Linked DNA regions of Homo sapiens: region 2 is linked to region 1. A link is an interaction called in ENCODE POLR2A ChIA-PET data of the cell type or tissue named here. Cell type or tissue: MCF 10A. All regions are shown on one strand. Each heading gives the region's core, and the rest is flanking DNA. Links, peaks and the distances in the headings are about the cores only.

Evidence for each region. Peaks named below come from ENCODE experiments on the same cell type or tissue, not always from the same donor. Only the 100,000 strongest peaks of a DNase experiment are listed, where the experiment ranks them.
Region 2: POLR2A ChIA-PET joins it to region 1 with 5 read pairs; 2 of 35 experiments call an interaction of 5 or more read pairs at or near these places.

What each region holds. Positions count from the first base shown.
Region 1 is chr13:39,190,666-39,199,010 of GRCh38, forward strand. No RefSeq gene overlaps it. Among named protein-coding and RNA genes, the nearest start is that of NHLRC3, 160 kb to the left of the region's middle. In MCF 10A, for the core only: no CTCF peak of the experiment used is centred there; no DNase peak of the experiment used is centred there.
Region 2 is chr13:39,101,093-39,109,437 of GRCh38, forward strand. No RefSeq gene overlaps it. Among named protein-coding and RNA genes, the nearest start is that of NHLRC3, 67 kb to the left of the region's middle. In MCF 10A, for the core only: no CTCF peak of the experiment used is centred there; a DNase peak (open chromatin) is centred at 4,239.

The DNA of each region.
Region 1 (8,345 bases), core at 200-8,199:
GTCTCGAACACCTCAAGTGATCCACTGACCTTGGCCTCCCAAAGGGCTGGGATTACAGGCATGAGGCATGGCGCTGGGCCAGATTTATCCTTAAAGAAAGTTTGAGTTTTAATATGAGACTTAATATCCAAATTTCTGAGTTGAGACAATATCCAAATTTCTGAGTTGAAATTATGTTTGATTTAGGGTTTTTAATTACCAAGGAATAATCAGAAAAAATCATGAGATTGCCTGAGTTTTTATCCAGGGAATGTTAAGCAATCCATCTCTCCAAACACACTTTAAAGGAACAGAGGGGAAAAAAGTAAAGATATTTTGTGATCACATCCTGTGATTCCTGCTTGTTTCATGTACTGGCTATACCAGTACTATATTTAGGATTTTTACATTTATGTTCATTGATAATATTAATCTTCAGTTTTCCTTTCTGATAATGTCTTTATCTGGTATCTTATCAAAGTTATAGTAGCCTCATAAGAGAAGGTAGGTAGCTTTTAATCTTTTAAAAAATGTTCTTAATTATATAAAAGAAGCATTACCTGTTTCTTGAAGATTGGGCATAGTATTTTTCAGTGGGAGAAAATTCTTGACTACTGATTCAGTATCTCTAATAATTTTGGCTATATTTAGGTCCTCTATTACTTTTTAAGTCAATTTTAATAATTTGTTTTTTTCAAAGAGTTTGCATTTCATGTAAATGTTTATCTTCATTGTCATAAAATTAGTCATAATTTGGGTAGGCATTATTAATGTTTGTCCATATTTCCCATTCTCTTCATCTCAGTGTGCTTTCAGAGGTATTCTATTTCCTCCCACCCCCCTGACATCAAGCCTGGCAGGCTGACTTTGTTTTTCCTGTGCTGTGTGAGAAGGAGTGGTGTATTGTCTCCATTTGCCAGTGTGTGGTTCATAGTGGGTATATCACTGTCTCCTACAGGGTGATCATGGAAGCAAATGTCAGAAGAGCAAAGCAACGTAGAACGCTCAGCCACCTCAGGAAGAACCTTGAAAAGTCACCTGGATATATTTTTGTGAACGTAAATCAGCTTTTGCTTTGTTAAGCTACTGAAGTCTTGGTATTGATTTTACTGCAGCACAAACTACCTTAGCTTGACTAATAATGTCTTTCCTTTTCTTGCATTTCATTTCTTTACATTCATACTAGGGCCTTCTCTCTCTTTTTCTTAATACATGTTTTTAGAGATTTACTAACTTTTTAATTAGTCTCTTTGAGCGTTTTTATGGCAGGTTAACTCTATTTTTTTAATTTAGTCTTTATTTATTTATTTTTTGAGACAGGGTCTTACTCTGTCACCCAGGCTGGAGAGCAGTGGTGCAATCTCGGCCCACTGCAACCTCCACCTCCCGGGTTCAGGCAATTCTCCTGCCTCAGCCTCTCAAGTAGCTGGGACTACAGGCATGTGCCACCACGCTTAGCTATTTTTTTTTTTTTTTAATAGAGACAGGGTTTCACCAAGTTGGCCAGGCTGGTCTTGAACTCCTGACCTCAACTCCTGATCCACCCTCCTCGGCCTCTGCTTCCAAAAGTGCTGGGATTACAGGCATAAGCCATGGTGCCTGGCCTGTATTGTAGGTTAACTCTAAATATTATTTTTCTCATTGCTTTTTAGTTCTATCTTTATTATTTTCTTTGTTCTGATTTGTGTTTACTCCACTGTTCCTGCTGTAGCTTCTAGAGTTGAATATTTAACTGGCTTATGTTTAATTTTTCTTGCTTTTTAAAATGTTTATAAATATACCTTCAAAGCTATAAATTTTCTCTTAAGTACTGCTTACCTATATCCTACCAGTTTAAAAAACTTTCTTTGGAAATTATTTTTAAGAAATTCATGGCTGTGGCTCATGCCTGTAATCCCAGCACTTTGGGAGGTTGAGCCAGGAGTTTAAGACCAGCCTGGGCAACAAAGGGAGACCCTGTCTCTACAAAAAATCAGCTGGGCGTGGTGGCATGTGCCTGTAGTCTCACCTACTTGAGAGGCTGAGGAAGGTGGATCGTTTGATCCTAAGAGGTTAAGCCTACAGTGAGCTGTGTTTGAATCACTGCTCTCCAGGCTGGGTGACAGAGCAAGACCCTGTCTCAAAGAAAAGGGAAAAAAAAAAAAGAAAGAGAAAGAGAAAAAGAGAAAGAAATTCATAGTTTCCACTGTGATTTACTCTTTCCCATCTTTTATTGACTGATAATGAATCTAATTGCATTGTAGCCAAAGGACATGGGCTATAGGTTATAACCTGGATTCTTAAGAGCTTAAAACAGTCATTTTCAAAACTTTTCATGGATGTTTGAAAGGGACATATATTCTCTATTTAGTAGTTCCATAACTTATAGGCAACAATAGATTAAGTTTGGGACTTGAATTGATTGAATCTCCTGTGTCCTTACTAAATGATCCTACTTGATCTTAATTTCTGAGAGAAATATGTTTAAATCTTCCTACACGACTATAGATATATCAATTTCTATTCTGTGTGATTTTGCTTTATGCATACAATTTCATGAGAATTCTATATTTTGGCAGATTGTTCTTTTATCATTAGTAGTGTCTTTCTTTAACTCTAGTAATACTTTTGCCTTTACTTTTCCCTGATAATAATAGTTATATCTTTGTCTATGTTCCAGATATGTCTTTTTTTACATATCTTTATTGCCTTTCTGTTTTATTTTTCCTTAAGTTTGATAAAAAGCATGGTAGAGCTGGATTAAAAAAAATCATCTGATAGAATTTTCCCTTTCCTATAGACTTGCTGTTATTAATTTTAAACAAAAATAAAAGTGGTATAATGAATTCCACAAGCTCATCACCCAGACGCAACACTGATAGGTTTTCCATATTGTTTCATCTATCCATTCCACATACTACTTTCTTTCTTGTCCTTGTCCTTCTTCACTTTCTCGTCCTCATCCTTCTTTTGTGTGAGTTTTTAAAACCAATTCTACTGCTAACTAATAAGGATTTTTCCCTCAAGCATAACCTTGACTCCATCATCAAATCTGAAGAAAAAAAAACAATTATTTTTAAACAATATATAATAGTCTGTATTCAAATTTCCCAAATTGCCTTGAATTTATTTAAGAATGTTTATTAAGGTTGTCAAATAGGAGATTACTTTATAAAAATTAGCAGTATTCATATATATATATATTTATATACATGCATCAGCTACAACCAATATTTTTGTCAAAGAAAACAGTACCTATGAAGAACCAGACCTAGAGAAAATGAAGATGATTATGGCTGGAGTGCATGAAGTGGTTTGACAGAGGGGATGATAGTTGATTGGGCTGGAGGGAAAGGTAAGTGCCACATTATCAGAGAGCCATGCTAAGTCATACCAAGGAGTGTGAATGTAGTACTGAAAACAACCTGGGGCCGGGTGTGGTGGCTCACGCCTGTAATCCCAGCACTTTGGAAGGCGAGGCAGGTGGATCACCTGAGATCAGGAGCTTGAGATCAGCCTGGCCAACATGGTGAAACCCTGTCCCTATTAAAAATACAAAAAATAAGCTAGGCATGGTGGTGCATGCCTGTAATCCCAGCTACTCAGGAGGCTGAGGTAGGAGAATTGCTTGAACCCGGGTGGCCAAGGTTGCAGTGAGCCAAGATCGCACCACTGCACTCCAGCCTGGGAAAAAAGAGCAAAACCCCATCTCAAAAAAAAGAAAGAAAACAACCTGATATCCAATGAAAAGTATTAAGGAAGAAGCAAATGATCAGATATATTGTTTTAGAAAGACACATTAGGCTGAAAGATATAGGATTAGAGGAGTCAAGATTGAAGTTAGAGAGTTATGAGAAGGCGGGTAAGAAATGCTGATGGCCTTAAAGTGGACTGTGGAAGTGAGGAAAAATGGGAGGGCAACTACTGGAAAATTGTAGAGGAGGTAGAATTGATTGAGAATGAAGTAAGGGAGGAATCACAGGTAATGACCAAGATTCTGGTGTAGGCAATTGAAGGAATGGTGGGGTCACTCCCAGAGAAGGATCAGCATCTAGTTTGGCACATGTTGAATTGGAACATCCTGTAGGACTGCTGGGGGACAATTTAAAGAGAAGCTTGATATGTGGAGCAGTAGCTCAGGAGAGGGATGCAGATTTTCAAACTCATATTGGGAATAACTGTACACAGATGGTGCAGTGGATAGAAACTGGGCCTAATGTAGATGAAAAATAGTACATTTGCAAGACAAGAAGAGAAAGAGCTATCAATAAACCATTTAAAAACGGGAGGTCAGAAGAATTGAAGCAAATCAAGAAAGTTCATGTAACTAAAGCCAACAGAAGGAAATGCTTCAAGACTCATTTTTCTCCCCTACTGTATTCTCAGCACACAAATCAGTGTTTGTCTCTTAGAAGGTAATCAAGATATATTTTCTGAATAAATGAATGAAGAAAAGACTAGTTTTCAGAGGCTGCCTAGAGGCCAAGTAAGATAAAGACAGAGAGATGTACATTAAATTCACTATCAAGAATTTTGCTGGTGACTTTGGCAAGAATTGTTCCTGTGGAATGGTGAGCCCCGAGTCCAGCCTGCAGGTGTGTTGAGGGGTGATGAATAGCGCTGAAGTGAAGGTGGAAAGTATAGGCAATTATTTCCATAGAAAGAAGGAGGGAAATAGCAATGCCTGGAAGGTATTGTGTGTTGAGAGACATTTTTATTTGTATGATTTTTAAGATCTGGGACATTTGACTGTTTAAGCGCTGGTGGGACAGAGCCAGTGAGCTCAGACCATGCGAGAGATAGAAAATGAAGATTGAAGATCAGAACAAGGAAAAGAATAGTCCTTCAATAGTATAGTCCTAAGACGGTGGAGGGAATAGAGTTCAAAGAACAGAGGAGGCAACAGTCTTAGACAAAGGAGGGGCACTATATCCCCTCCAGGTAAATGCAAGCCAGATACGGTCAGGGAAGCTAATGAAATTCCCATTTGATGATACCTCATTTTTCTGTAAAGTGGGAGTCAAGACCATTTGCTGGGAATTAAGGAAAATGATTAATTTCCTGGGTTGCCTGGAATTTCTTAATTTATATTTCCATAGAACATATGTCATACCCTTAGGACCTCCCAGGAACCATCACTAATTAAGGCTTTTTAATAGGCCAACTGTAAGTGCTGATTTTCATTATTTATTTCCTAATTTATGCTGCTTTCCAGCAAGAAAATTGTCATGTTATTTAGCAAAGAAGACATTCATCCCTCTCCTTGAAACTGTTGGATATGGAAGTTCCTAAACTGTTTACCACCAGGGATGCCTTTTAGAATATGTTTTTCATTAGCCCTTAGGTATTTGAAAGATGCTGTCTAGCAAACAAATCATATTTATAAAGTAAAAAAATAGACTTCTATTTTTTATTAATTTGATGTAATATTTGCTCTTAGCCTTAAAAATTAACTGATCACCATGCACAATCATGTTTGATTAATCTAATTCCAATCAAAATCAAAGGAGTACGACATTTCAGTTATTCTGTGAAATCTTACTGAGGGGGAGTGTATGATGCTTCTTTCTTTTTAAACAATATTGAAAACAACTTTTGGACTCATTATTTCTTAACAGAATCTTGTGGAAAAGACTACTAGTATACTGCAACCACTTGAGCCTTGCTTTTCATTGCATTTTTAATTGCAAATCTTAAGGCATTCAATACCAAAGTGTTTTCTTTCCCAAGCCGAGAATGTGAACCCCCATTTTTCTTCATGTATATTAACATTTTAAGTGGAAATTTTGATTTATGAGTCTCAAACCCTGAAAATAAATTGGTACCTATTCAGCAAATCAAACCATCATTTACAAAATTACTTTGTTCTTGAAAGAGGTATGTCAACAATCCCAGTACCTAGAAGTAATTGAGAGTGTTTTGTTTCTCTTTGAGAATAACGGTGAGTGACAACTTTATGAAAAAGCTACCAAGGGTGTTCTTATCTACCTAAATTCTAATGCCTTAAAATAGAAGATATTAAAATTATGTAAAAAAAGTCTATTTAATAAACATATCTTGAGCTTCATCTAATGAGCCACAGAACATTCTGAGATACAGGTGGGGATATGATAGATGCAAACCCTGTTCTTGTGTATATTACATGAAACAAATAATAATACAAATAAGCATGGTATAAATTGCTACAATATATAGGAAAATTATAACAAATTGCAACATGAAGGGAAAATATAGTGTGCAATGAGGGATTATAACAAGACAGCCTAATTTAAATGGATCAGAAGGCCCCAAGGAAGTGTCATTTAAGCAAACGTTTTAAGTGGTAGTAGATTTCAGTTGGAGATGGACAGGGGTGGGAGGGATTTCCAGGCAGAAGAAATAGAACCTTTGAATGCTGCATGGTGCAAACAAGCTTTCTTTACCCGCTCTGTGCCCTCACCTAGAGCACAAGAGCCAGATGGGTACTTAGGGGACCTCAGGAGATATGAAACAATTACAGTGAATTTATTTCTGTTAGGGTTGTATTTGCCAAAATGATTTCAGCAAAGGGTGACTCACTTACAGTAAACATTTTCCTTTTGACAGTATCTTAAATTAGATTCTGAAGAAGGACGTGACAAAAGAAGACTAAGTAACCTGCTTCAGCCACAAAGAATGCACAAACTCCTTAGTGCACACTGTGTTACAAAAGCAAAACCCATTAGCTTCAGGAAAAACAGAAAACCAATCATGATGATAAAAAATTTAAATATAACTATTTCTTTTCCTCGTATATTACTAGTGAGCCACACAGGTATTCACTTTCAAATCATCACTACCAGAAAGGTCTCATGATTCATTTGTGTGTTCATTTCCATTTCTTATTTTGACTAAGGAAATGAAATGAAAACATTCGGTTGTCAGCTTCATTCTGGTTCATCATTGCCTCTGGAGTACTCTGAGGATGACGTAGTTTCCTTAGCACCAGCTAAAGCATCCTCTTTAGGAAGGACATGACCCTAATTATAGATGTCACATATCTTCAATTTAAAAGTTAAATTACAGAGATCAGTGCTAATATTTATAAAAGAAAAGCAGCACAAAGCTAATGCAAGTAATATTTTCAGTGTATGGTATTTAAAAGACACTTCCTCATCCCCTGAAAACCTCAATAGACTTTACTGTCCCACACTTGAGCCATTTATAGCACACTGTTCACTTCCTGAGAGAGGAGTAACTCTGCTAAGCCATAGGAGTATTCCCTGGTTAAGGAAAGGTTTACTAAAGAGAACTTCCTGAGAGAGGAGTAACTCTGCTAAGCCATAGGGGTATTCCCTGGTTAAGGAATGGTTTACTAAAGAGAACTTTCTGAAATGTATATGTGCTTTCTAGTGGGATTCAGTCTTACCATTCCTCATACCTCACTTTAGACAGTTAATCTCCTTTTTAGACAAATAAGTTGCCAGATATATTTAAGGCTGGGAACCTAAGACCTTATAAGGCACACAGAAAGAAACATCCTTCTCAACTGTTGCTATGCTGTTGTTGCACTCCCTGGGGAGTTCATAAATTAATTGCAAAATATCTACAAATGTAACATAGGCAAAGTACGTATTTTGCACATAGATATACACTACTATTTTTCCAATGTGCATAGGCCACAGCGATAAAATACATTGCCATTTTCAATAATTACTGAATTCATAATATTCTATTTTTTCAAACAATATGTAGAAGGAACATTATTATTATGTCATCAATTCTGATGATCCAAATATTTAGAAATTAGTACAGTACTACATGTTGAGTTGATTGATTATAGCAGTATTTTTTTCAGGTTTTGATCACACAGCACTAACAGTTTTTAAAAAAACTGAGCTCATACAACTTAATATATGTATATTAATAGACAACATACATGCACTGCTATACATATATATTATATAATATATACACATACATGTTGTATATACACACACATATATACACACAGCCAATAATATTTTGGACAACAACAGCACATATGATGGTGATCCTATATGATTTCAGTGGAGTAGAAAAACTCTTATTGCCTAAGGATGCCATAGCCATCATAGCATTGTAGTATAACACATAACTCACAGGTTTATGGTGGTGCTGGTGTAAACAAGCCTAGTGCACTGCCAGTCACATAAGAGTATAGCACACACAATTATGTACAGTACATAATACTTGATAATAAACAACTGTGTTACTGGTTTATGTATCTATTAGATTGTTTATCATTATTTTAGAGTGTACTCCTTCTACTTTTATATACTTTAAAAAGTTAACTCTAACACAGCCTCAGGCAGGTCCTGCAGGAGGTATCCAGAAGAAGGCCTTGTTATTATAATAGGAGATGACAGCCCCATGCATGTTATTGCCCC
Region 2 (8,345 bases), core at 112-8,111, 90 kb before region 1:
GACTTATACACTGGTATCCTGTCAGCATGCTTTTTTCCATAGAGCTATTTTTTTTGACTGGTACCATCTGTCATTATAACTCATCTTCCATGCTGAATAACTTTGCATGTGATGATTACTTGTTTCCTTGTCACTTGGACCTCGCAGTTCTCCATGAAAGAGTAGGATCTCACCATGGCCATACTCTGATATCTGACTCATCTGAATTGCTTGCTGAGATTAAAGCTTGAAATGGAGAGTCGATCAAGTATTCTGTTTAGGCTGGGGTGGGGGTCGGGGCCATGCATATGTGTGTGTGTGTGTGTGTGCGTGTGTGCTCGCACATGTGCTCATTTGGAGAGGGCAGGCTAATTCCCATTGCTCAATAAAGCAAGGAAACAGATGGTGCTGTCAGTTCTAGGCATAGCACAATCACACACCATATGAGCATTCCCAAACAGTGCTGCATATGCAAACCCAAGCTGCCAACAATCCCCCTGATATTTAAATCCCCAGAGCTTCAAGAGAACATATTGCACATTCCTTTGAACAATAAAAATTGCTTGACTTTCTGCTTCCCCTCTAAATTCCTTCCCACTCCCTGCTCCCTGAGGTGTAAGTTAGAGATGAGCTTCAATGTTTAATTTTCTGAAATCAAGTCTTTTTTTTAAGTCATTTGTTCCCTAAAGCCAAGGGATACTAACACATTGTGGTACTGGAAATAAATGAGTGGGACTCTTCACAATAAATGTGAAAATTATTTATTCTGTGAACAAATTTATGAAAAACTATGGGTAAATTGAAAAAGTCTAGATGGAATAGATAGTGATATACATATACACAGTCCTTACCTTCAAGCCACTAATAAATAAGAGATAAGATACACAATGTGGCCAAAATAAAAGTTGGGACTTCAATAGCATAAACAGAAAAAACATTTTAATAAGTGACATCACTTCTAGTTGAGAGGATAAGGAAAGCTGTATGGACAGTAGTAGCATTTGAGTTTGACTTTGAGAAAGTCTGCTTTAAGTTGAGAGGCAAGGGGGCTGTGGCTTACTAGTGATTAAGTAAAATGCATGTATGTAGTACTAAAGTAATTCCTATTTCCATCACTAGTCTTTTCACCCATAGAAAATTAAAATGAGAAAAAATATAATATTAACCAGTTTTGAGATGTGGACATTTTCCTCTCATTGAAGAGCTCCTTTGCAACAGTTTTCCCTCTGTTTTGAAAACTTTCGGTCCAACTAGAACTCACACACTTCTGCTTAAGTGTAAACTTGGACTGCCACTTTGAAAAACTAAAGCTAAACATAGGATATACTATGATCCAACTAGTCCACTTCTATATATATTTACCAAAAGCTAGGTTTTAGGATATTTCTAGCAGTCCTTTGTAGTCCCAAACTAGAAGCTACTCAAATGTCCATGACATTCAAATTGATAAATACGTCATCTGAGGTGAGGTGTTGGTGATATATTATTTCTTCCTCTTGGTTCGGTTAAATGAGTGTGTTCAGTCTATGAAAACTACTCTAATTGTACTTCTATGATATGTACACTTTTCTGTAGGCATACTATATTTTAATAAAACTTTAAAAATATTTTCTCAAATTATGATAGCCTAGATTTCTTGAGTATAAAGCATAAAAGAATGAATTTATTTAATCTTGCTTTTGATCTTTGAAACATAGTTCTTTATCTTATCATGATTATGAAAATTTGACTTAGTCTATAAGCCTCTAATGGCTCTTCTGTACAGATCACATGTATTTTTCTTCAACAGGAAAGTTTGAACTAGATCAGGATCAAAGTTCTTTGGGCTCTTCTCCTTAAATATTGTTCAATAAAGTTCTGTCTTTATATTGCTTCTCTTTGCATTGTATCTCATCTTTATATGCTTTCTCATTTACCCTATGGCTTCAGTTTCTGCCACTAAAGGGGGTGATACATTTCTAGCACTTTTCCCTCCCTAGCTCCAGAGACCCTGATGGCATTTCCACTTGGTGTATCGCAGGCCTTTAAATGTAACGTTAAAAAAATGGAGCTTGTTATCACCCCACTGTAACTTCCCTTTCCTGCCTGTAATGCCCATCACAGTGAATGGTCCCATTGTCTACCTCGTGACCCAGTCAGAGTCATCTAAGACTCCACTCTCTGCCTTTTTCTTCACTGCCTAGATCTAATTAGTCCACAAATTCTGTCAGTTCTACCTCCTACAGCACTCTTAGGCCTTTATTCTCTTTCAGTTGGGAGCCCACTTAAAACAAAACTTGTGAAGCAAATGAATCTCCAGTCACCAAACTCCTGATTCTGAACCAGCCTCTTCCCACATGTCCGTTCCTTCCACCAGTCTTTGTTTGTAAATGATACATCTGTTCTTCTAGTTTCTCGAATACGAATCTTTGAGTCAGCTTAACTCTTTTCTCTCACATACCTTAATGGATAGCTCTAGCTTCAGAATATATCCAGAATCTGGCCATTTCTTATCACCTCTCTCCCATCCCCACCTCCCTGACCCAGGCCAGTCTCACGCCTTTTTATGTTCCAGCCACACTGTCTAGTTCTCTGCCAGTACTTCATACCACTGTGTGTTTGCACACTTTCCTCTCATTGCTAGGGATGCCTATTCCCCTCTCACCAACCTGGCTAATTTTTCCTCAGTTCAGGTGAGCGCATCCCACCATTTTCTTTAGAAAATCTTCCCTGGATCCTTTGGCCTGAGCTAGTACTCTGTTTCTATTTCTTTATATTCTGAGTGCCAAGCGCATTGCCTGGTATGTGGTTGGTGCTCAATAAATTCAGAGAGATTGCTGATGAACTAAACTACTGAACTGTAATAAAGCCTTGACACATTTCCTCTTACAAACCTTTATTAGAATAATCACACCTTATTTCAATTTTTGTTTTCTGTGTGTCTATCTTCCTCACTGAGTTATGAGCTACTTAAGGTTAGGAAATGTGTGTCTTAATCATTTTTGCATTTTTGTATGCCCATAGTAGTGTTTAAAAATTAATTGCTAAATGAAGACAAACATAAATAACTGGGAGGGCACTTATAAATATACATTTCTTGTTAACTGCTATGGACTAATTTGTGCACCCCATAATTCATATATTGAAGTCTTAATCCCCAATTTGATAGTATTCTGAGATGGGGCCATTGGAGAGGTAACTGGGATTAGATGAGATCATAAGAGTAAGTTAGCTCATGAATCCCATCTGAATTAGCTATTTCTGGCTATTATTGAGAGCTGTAGTTGAGAGCCTCCCTGAAAATGTACATAATATTTTCTCTACAAATTATTGCTTTGTCCTGACTGTACACTTCAACTGATTGGCAGGTGGCACCAATAAGGCCAAGTTTAAACAGCCTGTCATGTTACAAAGTCACAAATCCCATCCTTAGCCACGACTAGTCATCTCAGAAAAATGGGACAGAATAACCCTACCACTGGAAAATCCACCCAAAGTTCATTTCCTCTCGAGCAGGGGTATATAAATGCCATGCTTATAAATTGAAAGAAAATATTGTTATAATATACTTTTGATTACTTTCTTGTAACCAGCTATTTTTTTTTTTTTTTTTTTTTTTTTTTTTTTTTTGAGACAGAGTCTCGCACTCTCACCCAGGCTGGAGTGCAGTGGCGCGATCTCGGCTCACTGCAAGCTCTGCCTCCCGGGTTCATGCCATTCTCCTGCCTCAGCCTCCCAAGTAGCTGGGACTACAGGCGCCCGCCACCATGCCCCGCTAATTTTTTGTGTTTTTAGTAGAGATGGGGTTTCACCGTGTTAGCCAGGATGGTCTCGATCTCCTGACCTCGTGATCCGCCCGCCTCGGCCTCCCAAAGTGTTGGGATTACAGGCGTGAGCCACTGTGCCTGGCCTATTGTAACCAACTATTAACATTGATAACTAATTGTTTCCCTCTTTATTGACTCTTGGGATTATAAATGGCTCTTCATTTATGTTACCCCAGATATTTAATTTTTACAATGATTATGTTTTCAGAATCCAAAACTATTTACTTTGTGTAATTTCAGAAAGAAATAGGGAATTCCTGTTAAGAATATTTATTTCCTCCACTTTCCAATTTCTCTCCTGAGAGAATTTACCTGGGTAACTTGATCCTGATGGAAAAACAACAGCTGGCATACTTACTTGTATTTAGAGCTTGTGGTTTAATATCTTTAAGTCTAGCATATGTCTGTGGCAGAGCACACTGGGCAGCTGCATTCACATGTTTTCTTGGACTGTTGCCAATGGCGAGATTGCAGACAATTGTAAGTTTGAAATCAGAAAGGCCTGACTCAGGTTGCAGGCTCCTGATTGTCTGATTTTTAAAATTTGGATAGTCAACTTAAAATTTAGAAATGAGGACATTCAGAGGACTAATTTAAAACAGACCAAGTAGGAAGTGATTGTCTAACACTTCCCCATAGAGTTGCTTCCAAGGAATCCCACTCCGTTCAGTGTGTCTTGCTTTCTTAGTTTCTGTACTGTTTATTCCTAAATAATCAGAAAGAGGACAGAATGTTAGTGGCTGTGTCCCATGCTGTCAAAACATAGCTGTGGTGTGATTACAGGATGGTGAATGTTCTCCTTAAAAATGAAAATAGAAACAACGACAACAAACCCAGAAAAGAAAAATTCTAATTTGGATTGTACAACTTCATAATGAAACGTATTGAAACTCACACTAGGGGGTGCAGGCTCACAAAACAGTGCTCTACTCTTAAGCACCCACTTTCTTAACTTCCTCTGTGTCCCTCCTCTACTGTTTTCCTCAGCAACTACAACTACAGCATTTAGAAGCTCTTTGTTATTAAGGGAAGGGGGAAGACATTATTCTAGGGGTAGCTGGCAAGGTAGCAAGTTATCCCATTACCAAAGTGATAAAATATTTACCGCATAGAACTGAAAATATCACCAAGTTTTCCCCAGGAGAACTTCCCTCTTTCTCCTCAGCAAGAAAGCAAGCCACAAAGGCCATCATGTTGTCCTAGCAGCTATACATCATAAAGCTGATCCCACAAATGTTGACTGTGGCATCTCTCCCCAGCTCTTTTGCGAAGGTGTCACACCAAGTGTCAGGTTCCAGCTCATGCTGAGTTCCAAGGGGAGTGGGTAGATGGGTGGCAGATAGCTGAAAGAACACTCGGGGTGGGGCATGGGCAGGTGAAATATGGTTTTATTCAGCAGCTCTCTTACACTGTCCACCTTTGTTTTGGCTGCCTGCTCAGGCTCTGGGGCTCCTGCCGCTCCCACACTTACAGCTGCACTCCCTGGCACGTGGCTGGTTCCTGGCTCCCCGCTGTCCATCTGCAAGAGCTGTGTGTACAGTTGTCAGCAGGGCAGTTATACCTTTTACAGACAATAGTGGCTTCGAGCCAAGTATGAGCTTATACAAACAGGTTATATAACAAGTGGAGTTGTGTGCCTGCACTATAAACTCCGAGTCACACTGGCCTGGATGTCTGCCTCAGCCTATTCTTGACCAAAGCACGTCCATTTACCTAACAGAAGGAAACAATCCTTGGTGCTGGAAAGTCTGGAGAAACTGCTGGCTAAGTTGTGCTTGACAAGGAGTCACTAGTGCACCAAGCATTCTAGGAAGGGGGAGCCAATAGAATCACAAACTCCTTGGGTTAAATTTGTGGCACAATCCAGGCAGGTAGTGCTTCTCTTGTATATACTGCCACATTCTGCCTCTGATCCTTCAGGCAAACTGTCTCAGCAGCTTTGCTGTCACAGCGTTCTAGGGACCAGCCAAGCAGGGAGGTGAAGCTGGCTGCCTCCAAGGAGGCTTTTCTTTCCTGAGGAAGAGCAGGGAAATCTGCAGCTGAGGTTCATCTCTCAGCTGATCTAGGGCTTTTACATGACTTTTTTCCCCCTTTTGCACTGCATCTCATGCTTAAGACATTAGCCTAAAAACCCGTCAATGAAGACTATATATATCCAGTCTTCAAGATCCTCAATTAAGATAACTGTCTCCATTTTAATCTGAAGCTAGCATCTATTAATAGTGATGATTTGTTTTTGAATTTGGGGATATACAGTATGTTTTCCAGTTAAAACCCACTGCTGATCAAAACACTGTTCTATTTACAAAGTAGAAGAATGTGCATACATCCAAAATTCAAACAAAACTCTATCACAAAAGAAAATGACTATTTTCTTAAAGAAACAATCAGCACAGGTCCACAGTACTGGTGGCGATTGTGTTGATCATTAGCAGAGTTTCAAGACAAGCACCCTGATGCTGCATTTCATTTCCATCTCCTCTAGGTCTTGTCTAATTTTCTTCAAAAAGCGGCCTTTCAAATGCACTCAAACTCATATGCCCGAGTAAAATGTAGTAGAAACAGGCTAAGCACCTATACTTAGGCGCTCTGTAATTCTATTCCTCCAGTGTCTTCAATGAGGAGACACTTGATTAGTTATCAGGAGACACAACAAGAACCCCAAGGAAAGTCAGGTTCAAGTTGCCCTGATGTAATTACTGATGCATATAATTAAATCATGTACAAAGATATTAAATATTTCAGCAAAGTCTGTTTTAAGTTGTTTTACTTCTTGAAAGACACTAATGCGAAATGATTTTCTCAGGTAAATGAGATTTAGCTGTGTTGGTAGATCGACCAGACACAGCAGCTGCAGGTTTAATTAAACGTTTGCCTAACCATATAAAAAGACAGTGATATATCTTCATAGCATCTGGCAGCTTCACTATCCTCCAGTCATTCTTTAATTAGCATGCTGGTGAATTTAATAGAAAATGGCTTCAACTCAGAAGCAGATGGTTCTTCTGAGTGACAAGAGGAATGACAATTTCTGTCATGTTTACTTCCTATGTAGCTTTCTAGTTCGAAATATCCTTCAGAGTACAGTTCTGGGGAAATCAGGGGTCCTGTTTAATATCTTCAAAAAGCAACCAATTCTGAATCTCATTCTCTTGAAAAAGTCTGATTCATGAGCTTCAAAACATGTTTTCCTTTTCTCTTTGTTCATTTCTCTTATTTTATGATGATATTAGCCTTTCTGTTAAAAGAATGGGTTTATGTAAATGTATATAGTATCTCTGAGGTAGATAAAAATATATGCATCGGACACAACCCAGTCTCTGATATAGATTATCAGAATTTTAAAGTTTAGAAAATTTGAACCCCATCTCCCTCTTAATTTAGCGTAACTGCCAGCAACTGGCTTGAGGGAAGAGAGAAAAAAATCTTTGCTTTTCATAGTTGTTTTAGAAATGAAAGCAACAGGTAAGAGAAAATTCCAAGGAACAGAAAAAATGAGAACGTCCATAATTGTTGGTGAACGTTGCTTCTCCTGGGCCTATTTGTAGGGCTTTCTTTCATGAGTGAAAGCTCTTCTGGGTGGCAACTTCTTATGCCCACCCTCTTGTGCTGTGGCTCTGTTGTACATAGGAAATTATAAATAGTAATTTAGTTCATTGTACATGGTTAAGATGGACTGAGTGAAAAATGGACAATTTATTTATTTGGAATAAGTGTCATTTCTCTGCTTATGCACTTTTTTTCAGATTTTCAAATTCAGCAGACAAACTAGTCCAAACTAATCATGAGCAATGTGCACGTGCTAAGAGCTTCTGGCTGTGATGATGGACACTTTATTTAAATTCTCATTTAATTCTCAGAATAACTCTGTAAGGTAGGTGTTGCTAACCCTTATTAAAAATGAAGACATAGGCTAAAGAGGTTATGTGAGTGGGAGAGCCCAGTTTTGGATGCAGTTTTCAAATAGCAATATTGTTCTCTCTACTTGGTGCTGCATTGTTTGAAGACCCAGAGGCTATTTATTGCCCATTCACAGAACAAGCATGTATCACATCTAACCATGTGCCAGACAGCTGATGGGGATCCAAAGACATGTAGATCCTCACAATTGCCCTTGAGGACCCCTCAGTCAAGGGCGTGGAGATGCAGTCATAATCATAATATAGAATGGGGAGAACTGTGTATGACAAAGATGCCTTCAACTACGTTGTGAGCCCAGAGGAGGGAGCAGGCAATTTTGCCACATATCACAAACAAATTGACATTGAATTACAGAAGGTGCAGGGATTCTCCTGAGAGAAGGCTGGATGGGGGCTTATTCCAAGCAGAGAGAACACAATTAATAAGGGCTTAGAGGTCTGAAAGAGCTTGGAATATTTCAAGCACAGACAGATGTTTCCATGAATGGAACTAAGAAGCATGAGCATAGCAGAAATTACCTAGCTCTTTGCAGCAATGTCGGTAAACTCAAATGTCTACTGATGCCAGATGAATAATAACAATGGCAGAAGTGAACCACGTTTAGTGATAGGGTGTGGTGGGGACTTTGGCAAGCAGTTT